Regions from separate parts of the Homo sapiens genome. Here region 1 is linked to region 2. A link is a loop called in an ENCODE intact Hi-C map of the cell type or tissue named here. Cell type or tissue: endothelial cell of umbilical vein. All regions are shown on one strand.

Evidence for each region. Hi-C counts contacts between places; a loop is a spot of excess contacts. Peaks named below come from ENCODE experiments on the same cell type or tissue, not always from the same donor. Only the 100,000 strongest peaks of a DNase experiment are listed, where the experiment ranks them.
Region 1: a loop joins it to region 2, with 5 times the contacts of the local background. A loop is called at or near these places in 2 of 110 quality-filtered maps.

What each region holds. Positions count from the first base shown.
Region 1 is chr2:236,164,285-236,172,284 of GRCh38, reverse strand. It overlaps GBX2 (gastrulation brain homeobox 2), which reads left to right and starts at 3,899. Exons shown (of 2, transcript NM_001485.4): 1 at 3,899-4,836; 2 at 5,848-7,049. The coding sequence starts at 4,314. The coding sequence ends at 6,371. GBX2-AS1 (GBX2 and ASB18 antisense RNA 1) reads right to left here and starts at 4,843. Exons shown (of 2, transcript NR_186035.1): 1 at 4,616-4,843. LOC124906126 (a long non-coding RNA gene) reads right to left here and starts at 3,259. Exons shown (of 2, transcript XR_007088136.1): 1 at 2,901-3,259; 2 at 2,489-2,756. RefSeq lists enhancers at 4,768-5,720, 7,883-8,000. In endothelial cell of umbilical vein, a CTCF peak has its summit at 4,673 (motif pointing right); DNase peaks (open chromatin) are centred at 3,814, 4,684, 7,604 and 7,764; H3K4me3 peaks cover 3,458 bases; H3K27ac peaks cover 834 bases; H3K27me3 peaks cover 300 bases.
Region 2 is chr2:235,855,687-235,863,686 of GRCh38, reverse strand. The region is part of intron 9 of AGAP1 (ArfGAP with GTPase domain, ankyrin repeat and PH domain 1); the gene reads right to left. Among named protein-coding and RNA genes, the nearest start is that of GBX2-AS1, 310 kb to the left of the region's middle. RefSeq lists an enhancer at 7,852-8,000. In endothelial cell of umbilical vein, no CTCF peak of the experiment used is centred here; DNase peaks (open chromatin) are centred at 2,606, 3,426 and 3,926; H3K27ac peaks cover 2,901 bases.

The DNA of each region.
Region 1 (8,000 bases), 310 kb before region 2:
TTGTTTAAAGTTCCCTTGACGTTCAATTTACAAGTTTGGGGACTTTTTTTGTTCTGCCTTTTGTCCTGGAGAAAGACATCGTGTTGGAAGTGCTTTGAAAAGCCAAACATGAGAGGTTGGCAATGAAAGGGAAGCGGGCGAGATCCCTTTTAATTCCGTCCTGTTGGTGAATGGCTCTTTTACATAATTGCAGGAGCTATTTCAAAGCCAGCCAAGGGCTGACTTCACTTAGAACCACATGGAGTCTATTTTGGGCTTTCAGATTAAAAAAAAAAAAAAGCTGAATAAAATGTTTAAAAAGATGAGGCTTCAATGCTTTCTGCTACTTGCAAATTAGTGTGTCTGATGGGGAATTTTACACAAGCGCCCCTTTGTAAGTGCGTCCTGGGCTCGGGAGGGACTGTTCAGGGTTAGCTGGGTGTGAATCCCAATTGCCCTTCCATAAATAAAACCCATCCCAAGTTATTTCCCAACTATTGCCAGGAGCAAGAGCTGCGGCAATGACCAAACGATCGGGCTTCTCAAAATCCCTGTAAATAAAAACAACTCGGTTGCCCGAGAAACCAGCCTGTCGCCTAGGACTGGGCGACTGGCGGGAGCGCCAGACCCTCGAGGCCCGCAGGATTCCCCGCGTCCTCCGAGACCACGGGTGGCCACACCGTACCCTCTCCACGACCACCCGTTACCTCGACTCTGGCGGCGGCAGCGAAGCGCGCCATTCGCGGTGCTTCCTCCTCCGGATTGGGCTGGGCTGGGCTGGGCAGGCCAGCACAAGTTTGCTGCATGAATATTCATTTACTTGTGCGTTTTCTATTTCACCCTCAACCTTCATACATCTGCATGCAAGCGCAGCCTGGGACAACCCCGAAGCGAGGGGCCAACTTAATTACCATCACTTTTTCGGAATGTCTGAGGTTTTAAGTGGCATCATCTGAACCTGACACTAGCCTAGCACCTGTCGAGTGAAGTGCCCAGGGGCTGAGCTATCTTCATCTAGGGGGGAAGAGGGGAGGGAAGTTCACGAAGTTAACTGGAGTTGGAGGACCCAGCTCTCCCTTCGGGTGCGCCCTTCATTTTTCCTAATTGGAGGGGGGAGGGGACCAAGTTGCAAACATCTGTGCCCGGTGATTTTCCCGCGTAGACTGGGCCGAGCTGAGTCACGGAGGACTCTGCAGTTTGAGGCTGTTACGAGCTAAGCAGGTAGGAATCCGGAGGATGGATAAGCCATGCATCTATCGCTCCTGTCCATAAATCTATCCGAGGAGCCGAGGAAAAACTCTAAAGGCTTTTATTATCCGCAGTCCCCACGCTCTGAACGCTTTGCAGGTAGCTGAGGTGCCCCGAATGCATCTTGTTAATCACGCCGAAACACAAGGATCCTTTTATGACACGAACAGTCGTTTTCTAAGCAGCTAAGCATTAGATGAGAAAGTATTACTGCATTGCATTTGCGAAAAAGGCACTAGTAAATAAAATTCATATTGATGGGAATTATCTGAACTCACTAATAAAAGATTAGTATTATAACCCCTGCAGTCAATACTTGCTATGGCAATTTATGGATGCAAATAACATGCCATCAAATTATTTCAAGTGCAGCTATAATTCGACGGACCTAAATCTTCTTGCTGAACTTTAAATGTAGAATAATCACCAAAATAATCAAAGGAATCCCTGCCTCTCAGAGGGTAATCAGGCGACAAAAGTCCCTAGAACAATATTTTTGCGGCGAAATAGCAAAGTGCATGGCAAACCTGCCTAGGTAAAATGAATAACAGCTTCCCCCGGCATGTCAGTGGCAAGCCGGAAGGGCCCCGGCTGTAGCCACGTAAATCAAGGAAGGAATGGAGCGTTTCTTAGTATTCAAAAAACAGGGTAATGGCACCCAAGGCTGTGTCACTGTAACTATCTCATAATGAGGGGGAGTATTTATTATGCTCATAAAGATATCAGCCTTTTGCCCTGGGCTTCGATTTTTTTTTTCTTTTTCTTCTTTTCTGGGAGTGAAGAAGGAGGGATAGAGCCTGGAGATCCCACAGACACCTCCTTCTCCATGGATCCCAAAGGGAATTCATTTCCCCTCACACTGCCTAAGCCACCTCGGGGTCTGGGCGTGAAGTCAGGGGAGGCAATCCAGGCAGCGTCCTAATGAATTCCTTTCAAACCGCCTGCTGCCGGAGCGATCTATTACTGCGGCCTGGAGTGGGGAAACGCGATCGAGACGTCTTTGTCCGGGTGGTGGTAGGGAGGGAGGAGGCGAGGAGGAGGAGAGGGCTGGCGGCGGACCAGCGAGTTTTCCCAGCGTCCCGGGGCGCCAAGGACACACCCTCCCCTCTTTCCTCCAGGTCTGCTGGGTGGGCAGTGGGTCTCCGGCGGGACTCCTGGCAGAGGAGCTGATCTGGGATTAAGACGTCCCCCGGGGGGCCTTGGGGCTAGAGCGAGAGAAAGAGGAAGAACGCGAAAAAAGAGCTTCAAAGAATCGGGTCGATAAATTCATAAAGATCGATTTATCTTTATCTCCCAATTAAATGTGCTTGTAAGTGATACATAACACACGTCCAACACGGGCCAACTCCCCAACCACTAGCTCCTCGGCGTGAGCTGATTTTTAATGACCGAACTAACAATGCCCTTCTTTCCTTCTCCCCAACCCGGTGCTGTTGGCGGTTCAGGGCTGACGTCTAGACCCGGGAAGTTGAAGCCCGGGCCTTGGAGACTCGAGGAAGCCCCGCTCGCGCTGGTGCGCTCTGCACGGTCTGCCGTTGTCAAGAAGTGATTCCATTTTTAAAGGGAAGACAAGAGCTGAAAGTTTTTTGTTTGAAAATGGAAGAGGGGATAAGTACGTCCCTAGTTTCCCTCCACCCCAAAATTCCCTTACTTTCAAATTTGGGGGTCTTTACCGTTGTCGAGAACAGGGGAAACATCCTGAGGGGATCGGCTCCATCCTGCAGTTAGCAAAGAGGAACCGCGCGCCCTCGAGTCCTCGCGCTGGAAACCGGGCGGCGGCGCCAGGGTGAGCACTCCTTGCGTTCGCAACGTGCTTAATTAGCGCCTATTTACAAAACGCAGCTTTTATTTGAGCAAACATCATAAAGCTTTCATCAGGATAATCTCACGTTATACAATCTGGAGGCACAGCAACTCCCCCCTTCCTCCCCGAGGATGGAGCAGATAAAGGACTCTCTTTATTATCATAATTATCGTGGTTGTTATTTTGGTGCGCGCTGGCAAAGTGTGTAAATAGGTGCGATGATTAAGAATGTCATGAAAAATGAGAGACGGGATCGCTCACGGGAGGGCCCAGCCCGGGATGGGGGAAGCAGCAGCCTCCCCGCCCCACCCGGTGCGCGGACCTACAGCGAGCAACCCGGCGGGTTTCTGGCGGCGGGCAGGCGCTGCCAGCTCCCAGCCTTCGCCCCGGGGGTGGCTCCGGAGGGGCAGGACCCTGCCCCCAACTCCAGGACCCTCGCCCGGACCCCAGGCGCAGCCGGAGCACCCAGCGCTGGAGTGAGCCGCAGGCAGGTTGGTTCCATGGCAAATACAGTAAAAGAAATAAAGCGCCCCCGGCCCAGCCGTGGGGGTGCGGGCCCCGGAGGCTACCCTTCGAGGTGGCCTCGACAAGGCTGCAGGGCCCCAAGGTCCGAGCCTTGGAGGTGCCATCCGCCCGTCTCAAGTTTGCGCGGCACGGGCTAGGCATGCAGGCTCCGGCTCCCCGGCCCGCGCGCTCCGACGGTGGCGCCCGCAGCCCGCTCGAGGCCAGCTTGGGTGGAAAGGGCGGGGCCCCGCTTTCGCCCCACCCCCGCCCCGCTCAGCCAATGGCCAGAGGCGCCCAGCCCCACGTGAGGCGAGCCGGGCCAGGCGGCAGGCAAAATGTGAATGAGAAAGAGGAGCGCGATTTAAAGGTGCTGGCTGCGCCCGCCGGAGATAAGTACGCCGGCTTCGCGCGCTCCCCAGCGGCCCGCGGGAGGCGACGGACGGCGGGACGGACGGACGGACGGCAGCTTACCGGGGCCGAGGGCCAAACCCGCGAAGCGCGCGGGCTCCGACGGGCAAGCGGCGGACGGGGGCTCCGGCGAGCCCTCGGGGCCCGGGCGCCCTCTCCACTCCGGGGCGCACGGCCTCACCCCGCACACCCCCTGCACCCGCCCGGCATGCAGCGGGCCCAGGACTGAGGGGCGGAGGCGTCTGCTCTCCGGGTCCCGCTCGGCCCCTGCCCGGCGCTCCCGGCGGTGCTCCCGGCGTCCGGCGGGCTTCCCGGCGGCGGCGCGGCGCGGGGACTTTTCGCCTCTCGCTGGCCTCTACCGAGCGCGTCTATGAGCGCAGCGTTCCCGCCGTCGCTGATGATGATGCAGCGCCCGCTGGGGAGTAGCACCGCCTTCAGCATAGACTCGCTGATCGGCAGCCCGCCGCAGCCCAGCCCCGGCCATTTCGTCTACACCGGCTACCCCATGTTCATGCCCTACCGGCCGGTAGTGCTGCCGCCGCCGCCGCCGCCGCCGCCCGCGCTGCCCCAGGCCGCGCTGCAGCCAGCGCTGCCGCCCGCACACCCTCACCACCAGATCCCCAGCCTGCCCACAGGCTTCTGCTCCAGCCTGGCGCAGGGCATGGCGCTCACCTCTACGCTCATGGCCACGCTCCCCGGCGGCTTCTCCGCGTCGCCCCAGCACCAGGAGGCGGCAGCGGCCCGCAAGTTCGCGCCGCAGCCGCTGCCCGGCGGCGGTAACTTCGACAAGGCGGAGGCGCTGCAGGCTGACGCGGAGGACGGCAAAGGCTTCCTGGCCAAAGAGGGCTCGCTGCTCGCCTTCTCCGCGGCCGAGACGGTGCAGGCTTCGCTCGGTGAGTCGGCGGCGCGCGCAGCCGGGACGAGGGGGCGGGAGGAGGCGGGGGCGGGCCAGCGCCGGGTTCCCGCGGGAGACCAAGGGGGCGAGGCCGCGCCCCCGCTCGACCCCCGCGGGAGGAGCTGGAGGATGAGGCCCGGCTGTGCCGCTGGGCCTCCGGGGGACATTCAGAGCCACCCAACAAGCGGGGTCTCGGGAGGGGGGGCGTTTAGCGCCCGGCGACCAGCTGCTGCCCTGGGCCACATATCTATCTGACGATGCGTTTGGCCGAGGCCGCCTCTGCCGCTCCGCGGTGACCTGGGGTTCCGGGTAGGTTGCAGCCTCTAGGGGAGACGGGTTGGGCTGCGCGTCTCAGCCGTGCGTGTGCCCAGGGGCGCCCAGACTTTTTAAACCCCTTCGCTGGTCTTGCTACTTGTCTGGGAGAAACGGACTGCTGGGAGGCTGTGCCTGTGTGTTTGTGTTGGGGGTGTCTGGTGGGAACTTATAAGGCCACAAAACATCCCTTTGACCAACGTTGTCTGTCTCAAAAAAGATGGTCTGGGATCTGCACGTCCCTACGCCTCCACTCCGGTTAGGAAGCAATTGAGGTTCACTACATTTTCATGGTGGCGGTGGGGGGAGGATGAATCGTGAATCCCCCCATCAGTCCTCAACCAGTCCCCACCCCAGGGACAAAGCGGGCAATCTCTTGGGCCTCGCGCCTCCTGCTACTTCTCCTGACGCTGCCGAGGCTGGGAGGGTGCGGGGGAGGCATGGCGGCCCTTTGAGTGATGGTTCTGGGCAAAGGGCCGTCGCCTGTACTGCCTCCTCTCCTTTGAGCTTTCTCACGCTCCCCCCACCCCTCCTCTACCCCTCAAAGGCCAGGAAATCACAATGTGTTAATGTCATAGAAAGACAATCCGCTAAAGGGTGGGGGGCGGGGGGCGCGGAATGTCCAAATGACGGTGGGAAGGAGAAAGGAAGGCCAGTGTGCGAAATGTAATAAAATGCCGTTTGGTTTTGCTTTCAGTCGGGGCTGTCCGAGGGCAAGGGAAAGACGAGTCAAAGGTGGAAGACGACCCGAAGGGCAAGGAGGAGAGCTTCTCGCTGGAGAGCGATGTGGACTACAGCTCGGATGACAATCTGACTGGCCAGGCAGCTCACAAGGAGGAAGACCCGGGCCACGCGCTGGAGGAGACCCCGCCGAGCAGCGGCGCCGCGGGCAGCACCACGTCTACGGGCAAGAACCGGCGGCGGCGGACTGCCTTCACCAGCGAGCAGCTGCTGGAGCTAGAGAAGGAGTTCCACTGCAAAAAGTACCTCTCCTTGACCGAGCGCTCGCAGATCGCCCACGCCCTCAAACTCAGCGAGGTGCAGGTGAAAATCTGGTTCCAGAACCGACGGGCCAAGTGGAAACGGGTGAAGGCAGGCAATGCCAATTCCAAGACAGGGGAGCCCTCCCGGAACCCTAAGATCGTCGTCCCCATCCCTGTCCACGTCAGCAGGTTCGCTATCAGAAGTCAGCATCAGCAGCTAGAACAGGCCCGGCCCTGAGGGTCCAGAAGGGCCAGGGCCTGGCACCCACCTGGAGAAGCCCCCGCACCCGAGGGAACCCATGGTGGACTCCACTGTGTTTGAAGCAACAAAGTCACAGCCCAGCTGTGGCCATCCCAAGCAAATTGAGAATATATTCACTAAATGGGCTTAAAAGACTGCTTTTGAAGGGGCTTACAGCCACACCAGAAGACACGCTAAATATTTATTATACTATCCTACTTTGTACATAAATATCTCTATAGACTGGATCTCAGCTGCAGTATTTTGAAAGTTATAGGACTTAATTACCCAGTAATTTCTCCACTCATTCCAGAAGAAAACAAAACCTCTGCTGTAATCTGCGCGGTTAGCAGCCACCTTTCCATACTTTTCCAAAGGTAAACGTGAAACCCAAGAACAAGCACTGGGGTTTAAACTGATTTTGGTTTGCGTTCTGGCTTTTTGAGTTGACTGAAAAGCAGACATTGTTAGGCAGCCTGGAAATTCGCTTTGCTTTGCTTTGCTTTTGCCTGGCTTTGGTTTCCCCTGGGGTTGCCTATCCTATCTGAGCCATGTGAAGCACGTCTCCGTTGTGTTAATTTATTTCAATGTAGCTTATTTTCTTATAAGTTATGACATTTAAACAATTTCAGTCTTGTGAATAATAAAAAGGAGAGAGGGGGGGAAAAAGACCAATCCCTGGGCCTCATAAGTGTGTCCAGAATTTGACCGTCCCGGGCACTGCCAGGGTGTGGCCGGGCAACTGGTCTGGGACCAGTACTGGAGAAACGTCCCCTGAAACAGGTCTCCTTAGGCATCCTGGACTTGAGCCACCCAGCACTTTGCCAGGTTTAAAATAGGAGGGCAAGAGGGCCGATAGGATTACGAATTTAAGAAAACCTAATTCTCACCTTAGAAATCTATCTCCCCCTTTTGCACAGCCTAATCGATACCTAGTAGGCCGGCAAACTTCGGCCAGAGGAGGAGGTGGGTGCCCGGAGGAGGCAAGCGAGTGCGGGTATTGGTGGCTTTGCACAAACTCCTGATGCTCCAAATCGACTACAGCCAGGGAGGAAACGTCTTTCCTTTACAAATATCTCCGGCCCGAAAAGAAGCGGTGCTCGCCTGCCGGCAGAGTGGAGGGTCCATAAATCAGGCTCCGGGCGTTATCTGGCGACAGGAGCAAAAACCCAGCGAGCCCAGCCGGCTTCCCGGCAGCCCTCAGTCGGAGGCGGAGGCTGGCTGGAGCGCCCCCGGCCCCGGCACCTCCCCCTCCGGGCGGGGTCGAGGGGGCGGGACCCGGGCACCGCCCCACCCCAAGGACGCCCCGGTAGTCCGCACCACAAAGGGGGAAAACGGGAGAGGCTACGCAGGGGAGCTGGGAGTCGGTCTGCAAGGGACGGGGAGCTGCGCGCCTCCCCATCTCGGTGGGGCGTGCCTGGTCCCCAAGCCCACTCCTGTCCCAACCCCGGCCCTGCGCTCAGAGCCCTGTCCGCTCGCTGCCGGACCCCGAAGCGCGCCGCCAGATACTGCGGCGGACAGGCCCAGGGGCGTTCAGCGGGCCAGCGAGTGTGAGCGTGGTGCCACCAAGCCAGCAGCCCGAAGCGCGAGAGAAGCCGGGGCTTCGCCAGCCTCAGCCTTTCGAGT
Region 2 (8,000 bases):
CCGTAGTTAGCCATGTGCTCTCCCCACCGGGGCCTTCGATGACCTCGGGCCCAGGAGGCCCACCTCACACTGCCTCCCTAACCCCAGCCAGCGTCTGTCCCCTGGTCAGCTGAAATCATCCCTAGCTCAAAGAGGAGGCTGTACCTGTACCATCCCACAGGGCCACCCTCAGCCACATGTGCCAACTGAGGACTCGACGGGAGGCCAGTCCCAGCCGAGAGGTGCTATATAGGTGAACTACACACCAGATTTTGAAGGTTCTGTAGGGCGCAAGGTAACTTCTTGTATTGATTATATGCTAAAATGATCAAACACTGGATATACTAGGTTAAATAAAGCATATTAAAATAAACTTCAGATTCACTTATTTCTTCTTACTTTTTCTCATGTACCTGCCCCTGCAAAATGGAAATCACATTGTGGTTGGCACTGTGTTTCCATTTGACAGGGCTTCCCAGACCACGTGGGATGCCCCTGCCATCTGGCTCCTTAGTTGCTACATCATGAGCTTATGGACAGTAGGGACCACTCCCGTCTTGCCCATAACCTGGCAAATATCAAATGTTCAAAAAGTATTTGATGAATGAATTACTGAATGATTCTAACAAATCTCATGAATGGTAAAAAGTTTCATGGAGGTTAAGTAATTGGGCAAGGTAATATAACCAGTGAGCAGTAAAGGGGAAGCCACATTGTCTGTGGGCTCCAAATCCCATTATGATAACTACATACATATGCCCTGCCCTACACAGAGCAGAGGAGATTAGAAAAAGCATGCACACAGAGATCTCACCAGAGAGCAAAGCAACCCAAACAGTCTCAATGCACGCACGGTGAGTGGACAGCACCACCCTGGATGTGAAGAGGCATAAAGAACAACCCAGGGCTGCCCTCAGGATCCTGACATCTATTACGGAAGTTCAAAGGTGCATATGGTCTGTGAAGGCAATTCAGACATGGACTAGAGGTTCTACTGGAGAAATGAAAAGGATTACTCACTTTCCTCCTGATTAAAGAAAGAAAAAGGTTTATGCAGACAAACAGCCATGTGTCAATTTTAGTCTTAAAGACTTAAACCAAGAATGGCTAAAAGGTACCTGGGACAGTTTGCAGTTTGCACTGCCCTACCCCATGGTGATGGCAGATGGCATCTGCAACACCTGAGCCTCCGAAGCCTTCTCAACACAGCACTCCACGCAGTCTCTGCTACGGATGAGAACGGGCATGGAAAATGCACCCTACATCTGGCCCTGATCTCCAGAAACATTCCATGTGCACGTTTCATTACGAGCAGCACAAATATTTCCTTATACTGCTATTACTACCACCGCCACTTTGATGACGATGACAAGGACCGCTACCACTGCTACTGGCAATAACTCCTTACTACAAATAATTTAATTTCTTGGAAATTTGAATACCATCCCGAACTGATTAGAAGTTAGAAGACAAACTGTGCTTCTGGAAAACAAAGTGCATCGAATCAGAGTCATGGTCCCGGGCTGCACGTGCACGGAGCCATGGATGAATGGAGCCATGGATGAACACCCAGGACAGCAGGGCCCCTGAGTGGTCTAATGCACTCCTGCAGTTTCCTTTCTGAGACACTCACTCGCCAGGTGCTAAGCCATCCGGTAGTACAAGCTGAAGGAGGCACTCCTGGTTTTGATCTCTGACGAAAAGAATGAGCTCAAGCAAAGGTGCCCAGGACACTCAGGAACCCCACGGGGCAGGGTCCCCAATGGTTCTCTTCCTCCCAAATGGGACTTTTTAACTCATGTTACATCTAACATGTCAGAGAGATCTTTTCTACAGATGTTAATGTTTCATTTAAGGAAATGCCAAGTTACTGGAACTAGTGACCAGATGGAGGTAAGATACAGATATGCACAGAGAAGGTGAAGGGTCATGCCCAGAATCAATCCCCTGATAAGCAGGAATCAGGGTACCTACCAGTCCCCCAGGGACACAGTGGGTCTTTCTACAGACAAGCAGTCAGTTCAACTGCCTGGACCTTCCTGGAACTAAGGAGAGGGAAGAGAGCTGTCAGCATGCGCTCCCTGCAAATCACAGGCAGAGGCTGCCCTGCTAAACATAGGTAGTGCATGTGGGTGACAGAGGTGACAGTTAACGTGGGACAGCTTGGATGTGTTTCATTTCCACCAAATGTCCTCTACGAAAGCCTTCTCTGTTCCAACTTAGAGGCTGTAACAGAGATTGCATGCTGTTGCTATCAACAAGAGTGTGTTCCCTGATGAGGGAGTAGATTTCAATGGTGCCTGTGACACCTTTACCAGTTGCAAAAATCTGGATGAAAGGCACAGCAGTGGTCAAAACGGCACTTCTGGAAATGACCACATAGAACAGACCACACCTTATTTCACTCCCAAGTTCCCAAGTGCCAATTACCATTTAAAGAAGAGGATGAAGTGATGTTGAACAAATCCTCTGATTCATCACATTTAAAAAAACTACTCAAATGGTCCCCTATAGAAGTTGATTGTTAATCAGGACAATCGAATGATGAACCACTGCAAATATTGTATCAGCAAGCTAAAAATGGCCTTGTTTCAATGGAAGACTCACACAGTACATACTATATATAAAGTATTGCATTTCATGCCCCATTTCCTGTAACATATTAGTGGGCTCAGTCATCAAGTAACAATTGTCTCCTTGCCTGGTTCAGATATTGTGGTGGTAAGAGGAGGGGTGTCTGCAGTGGGAGAACAGCCCTTGGAGGCTGACGGCCGTACACAGGGAGAGATTTGGTACTATTTGTTTTATGGGCCCCATCAACAATATTAAATAATTGCACATCTCCGTTTTGGCAAATAATGCAGTCTTGGTAAATATTTATTTTTATACATGCTAATTGAACCATCATTTGGCATGTTGTTCTTCCTTTAATTATTTAAGATTACTCAAAAAAGAACGGCTGAATAGCAGAATCTTCCTGCAATTATTTGATTAATTTACTTCACTATTAAAATGTCAGAAACATTTATTACAAAAAAACAGAATCTGTACTACTGCCACTTCTCTGTAAAGCAAAACATTGTACTGTCTTTAATTGTGAGCTGTTTGGAATCTCAGTCAGTTGCTGTATTTTTGAGAAATTCCACAAATGAGAATAAGATTCACAAGGACAATACTGGATTTGTTAGACTCCTGTTAACACTATCCTAGATACCATTAATAAAATACGTATCTGTGATGTGAGACTGGAAGGTATGGGGAGACAGTGGTGACTAGAAAGCTGCGCAGTTAGAAAAAGGTAATCCTCATATTCAATCCATAAGCCATCTCCTTGAGGCAAAAAAAAAAGGTAATTATAATTATGGTTTCAAGTTAGAACAGTTAAAGGAAATACCGAACGCACTTACGTAATGACTTCCAGCAGAGCTCAGCATTATTATCTTCCTTTTTGCCTTGAGTGCTAGGATGCTCAGAGATAAAGTTATATTTTTTATTTCTCAGTGTATGTTTTCTGGTATGCCCTTTCCTTTGTTGCTTGACAACTATCTTTTCACTGTTTTAATGAGTATTTGTGTTTCTTTCAGTGTAAGATACAAGTTAAAAGGAGGAGGAGGAGGAGAAGAAGAAAACAAACTGAGATGAAGGTTTAGCCCCTAAACTTAGCATTACTGAGGACAGAAGAAAGCAATTATGAGACTGGGCTGGGAGGGGAAGGTAACCCATGGGGATGGTGATCCCAGCCTAGTTCCTTTACAAGAGACATTCGCAGTGGCCATACAACCTCTGCTTGCTGGTGGAAGGCGCTGCGCACAGCCAAGAACTGAGTTGTCCTAGAATCAGAGCTGTTTGTTGCCTCTTGCTGGCGAAAGAGGAGCAGCTCCAGGGCGGAGGCATTTCAGAGCCTTTTGAACTGTACACAGTGCTGTGAAGGGCAGGCAACGGCTTTTCAGACAATAGTTCAGAACTTATTCAGCAAAGCTCGATTTTTTCCTTCAAAGGTTGAAATTTGTTCTACAGATAAAAGTAATGCCTTCGGGAAAATAACTCTAAGGCCTTCCGGACAAATGCGAGTCTCTCTGAGCATTGAGTTACTATTGTGTTAAGGTATAGTCAGCTATGGAAATACAGTTAGAAAAGGGAAGCAGGAACTTTAAAAAAAAAAAAAACTGCTCAGAAAAAATAAGAAACTAGAAGGCCTCATACCAATTAGTCGTTCCTATCTGAAAGCTGCAGATCCAAAATAGTGTGTCGTTTTTAGAGGTAATATGCTCCCATTTTGAAAGGGGATGGAACAAAAGGCGGGGGGGGGGGGGGAGGTTGTGGGGGGAGAGTTGCAGATTTCAGGATGGGGGTTCTCACCGGGCCAGTAATGGCCATTTCCCCACAACAACAGTGAATGGTTCTCTGGCCTTAGCAAACAATTCCTTCCATTTAACTTCTCTGACAACTTCTTATGGGTGGAGAGGGAGTTAACAAAAGAAACAATATGTATTAAAAAAAAAATGCAAGGTGCCCAGAGTACGGCTAATGGAATTTGATGCTGGCTTTAATTTTAATGAAGAAAGTTGCCAGTAGCAACAAAACTGTCAGCAGCCGCCGAGCACCATTAATAAAGATCGAGACAACATTAGTGCCCGGCACCAGTACAAAGGGTTCCCCTTGCTTCATGCTGTGCTAAATTGGCTGCCCAATTTTTCTTAAGTGTCCATTCTATTTAGAAGACAATTTATTAATTTTTGCCATTCATTGTCAGTTGACAGGCCATCATTTTGTAGCCAGAATTTTAGATGAAAACTAATTGAAAAGACTGGCAGTATTTATGAGGGGTATTATTTGTCAATTACAGTGGCAAATACTCCTTGCTACCACCAACTTTGATGCCCCTGATCTCTGGGTGTGAGCACTGTTACTGCTGGCATTAAAATATGAGTAAGCCTCTCCCTGCTCATCAATTTCACAGGCATGTAGAGAAACCACCTTTCATGTTCTAGGGACCTTTCATGGTAGACGGATACATTATAACTTTTGACAAAGAGGAAGTACACATCAATTAATAATCACAGACAATCATGCATACAAAATATAATTCATTGTGAACTAGTTCATATTTTTTTTTATCATCTCTCAGTAACAGTTATTAGTTAAAAGGTCTGTTTCCTAAATTCTGTATGGTTTTAAAACATTTTCCCCCTAACCTACTGCATCTTAAACTCAAACATGTACAAACAGGATATATACGTTCTGCCCATCAATTTGCCAACTTGAAAGCTCAATGTCTTATCTTAAATAAAACAGGCTGACATTTTTATAAGTAAAAATGTTTTTAATCAGTAAGCAGCCCTTAGAAACTGTGCAACTAAAAAGTTTGATAAATATACTTCTCTAAAAATGTTATGTTCATGTTCTATAGCATTATTCTTACATTTTTTAACTAACGCTACCAAAACCGTTGATAAAATGCATCTTAGCAATGAATACTAATCTGCTTACTAACTAAAGAAAAATTTACTGAATTACGATTTTATACGCCCAACTTAACTTCCTTTATGTGGTAATGTTGATGATGGAATTCATTAAAGATTGCTATATAGTCTGGATTATGTTCAATTTGAATTTATACAAAGTTAGAGATTTTAGCAATTAAGATACACATTCTCCCGAAGTGGTGATACTAAATTAAATGCTGTACCGTCATGGTGTATCTCATAAACTCTCCAGTCCTGTACCAGAAAAATGAAAATCCCCCAAGATCACCCAGGAAGCAGCCCTGGGTATAAGCCTCACACTCCCAACATGGGCAGACAGTGTGGCAAAAAACATGGCACAGGGCGATAGGCCTGCTTCTGCAGGCTCTGGTTCTTCCAGCGCTTTTACTGGAAAACTCTTTATACCCAGTCAATTCCCAAATGACGACTGTACTACATTCTTGCAAATCAGTTACATAAGAATGCTTATTATTAGCTGCTTCCAGTCTTTCCTCATCACTAGTTGACTTTGAATTTGCTGCTATACAAAAGCTAGTTGGCAAACCGAGGAGGTGCTCTTCTGTGTCATTTCTGTTATGGTGTATATGTGGAGAAACAGACAATGTATACATGTGACATGCAATGCATCCATGTTCTTGGTGTATCCACTTCTGCAGGTTCTGTTTAAAAAGGAACAGCTGCAATCAGGGTGGGAAGCTGCTCAACGGACATGCACACACACTGTGAGCAACGGGAGGGTCGGGGTCAGGACCCTGCAAGGCAGGAACCTGTGTCTGAGGTCTCCTTGGGGACGCTCGTCAAAGGATCTACGACAGCGGCCCCCAACCTTTTTGGCACCAGGGACCAGTTTCCTGGAAGACAATTTTTCCACGGATAGGGAGGAGGGATGGTTTTCAGGGTGAAACTGTTCCACCTTAGATCATCGGGCACTAGATTCTCATAAGGAGTGTGCGTCCTAGATCCCTTGCATGTGCCGTTCTCAATAGGGTTCGCACTTCTGTGAGAATCTAATGCCTCCGCTGATCTGACGGGAGGCAGCGCTCAGGCAGTAATGCTCACTCACTCGCCGCTCACCTCTTGCTGTGTGGCCCGGTTCCTAACAGGCCACAGACTGGTACCAGGCTGCCATCTGGGAGTGGATGACTCCTGCTCTAAAGTGTAGCATCTCAGGCTCACCACCTGCGTCTCCATGGAGATCACTTACACAAATCCCGGCCCATTAAATACAGTGTGGCTGAGTGTGTGTGTCTTCATGTTTCCCTACAGCGGCATTCTTTCAGGCACTGGTCTCACATCTACCACGTCCAACCGGACCGCAGCGTGGGAACCAAGCGTGCTCTCAGACACCTGAGCTCACGACAGTGGCTGGCACTTGCAGGAGGCCTTCAGGTCTGAGTGTCAAGCAGGGAACACTGGCTGAAGTTTTGAAATTTCATGACAACTTGGGCAAGGGACATTTATGGTGGTTGTCCTACATCCAACTCCTGTGCTCATGGCCAGGACCTGTGACTCTGCATGGGCAGGTGACCCTTTCCCATCCTGGCCTGTGTACTCTGGGTCAACATGTGGCCTAGGCCAAGGCAATGAGCCCCAGTCACAGGAACTGGTTCAGTACTGGACAGGCAGATGGTCCACACAGAGCTGCTCACGACTGATGAGGACATTAACGGACCTTCGGTTTGAGTCTACTGCTGGCTTAGATGTGGAAAGGACAGGAACCTCAAGGGCCCAAGTTTAAGCACACAGGTCATGAGAATGTACAGATCCTGATGGCAGCCCCAACCCAGAGGGATCGGACTCAGGCTATCCTCCTCATGGTGCTGTTTGGGGTGACACCCCTGCTTCTATGAGTCAGAGAATCCCTTCCTTACTGACACCAAGCGAATCACATTTTCTTATATGGAAAACCCAAACAATTCTGGGTGAATCACTGGGTACAAGAACAAACTAAAGAGAGGAAGCTATAGCTTCAGTGATGCTAACTTGAGATGAACATTTAAAAATATTCTCGGCCGGGTGCGGTGGCTCACGCCTGTAATCCCAGCAATTTGGGAGGCCGAGGCGAGTGGCTCACAAGGTCAGGAGTTCAGGACCAGCCTGGCCAATATGATGAAACCCCGCCTCTACTAAAAATACAAAAATTAGCCAGGTGTGGTGGTAGATGCTTGCAGTTCCAGCTACTCGAGAGGCCGAGGTAGGAGAATCACTTGAACCCAGGAGGCAGAAGTTGCAGTGAGCCGAGATCATGCCATTGCACTCCAGCCTGGGTGACAGAGCGAGACTCCATCTCAAAAGAAAATAATAATAATAATGATAATAATAATATTCTCAGTACTTCTGAGACAAGGCTGACCCCCTGGGAATGCAGTAGCCTCCGTGCATCTAGAGACCTCATAGGGTAAACAAGGCATTTCCTCTAAGGCATGAGCCTCAAGGACGTGTCCCCAATCACCCACTTGTCACTGTCACCCATTTACCAACACCCAGTCTCCAATTCAAACAAATATCCTCTGACTTGAATTCAGTGGAGCTGCT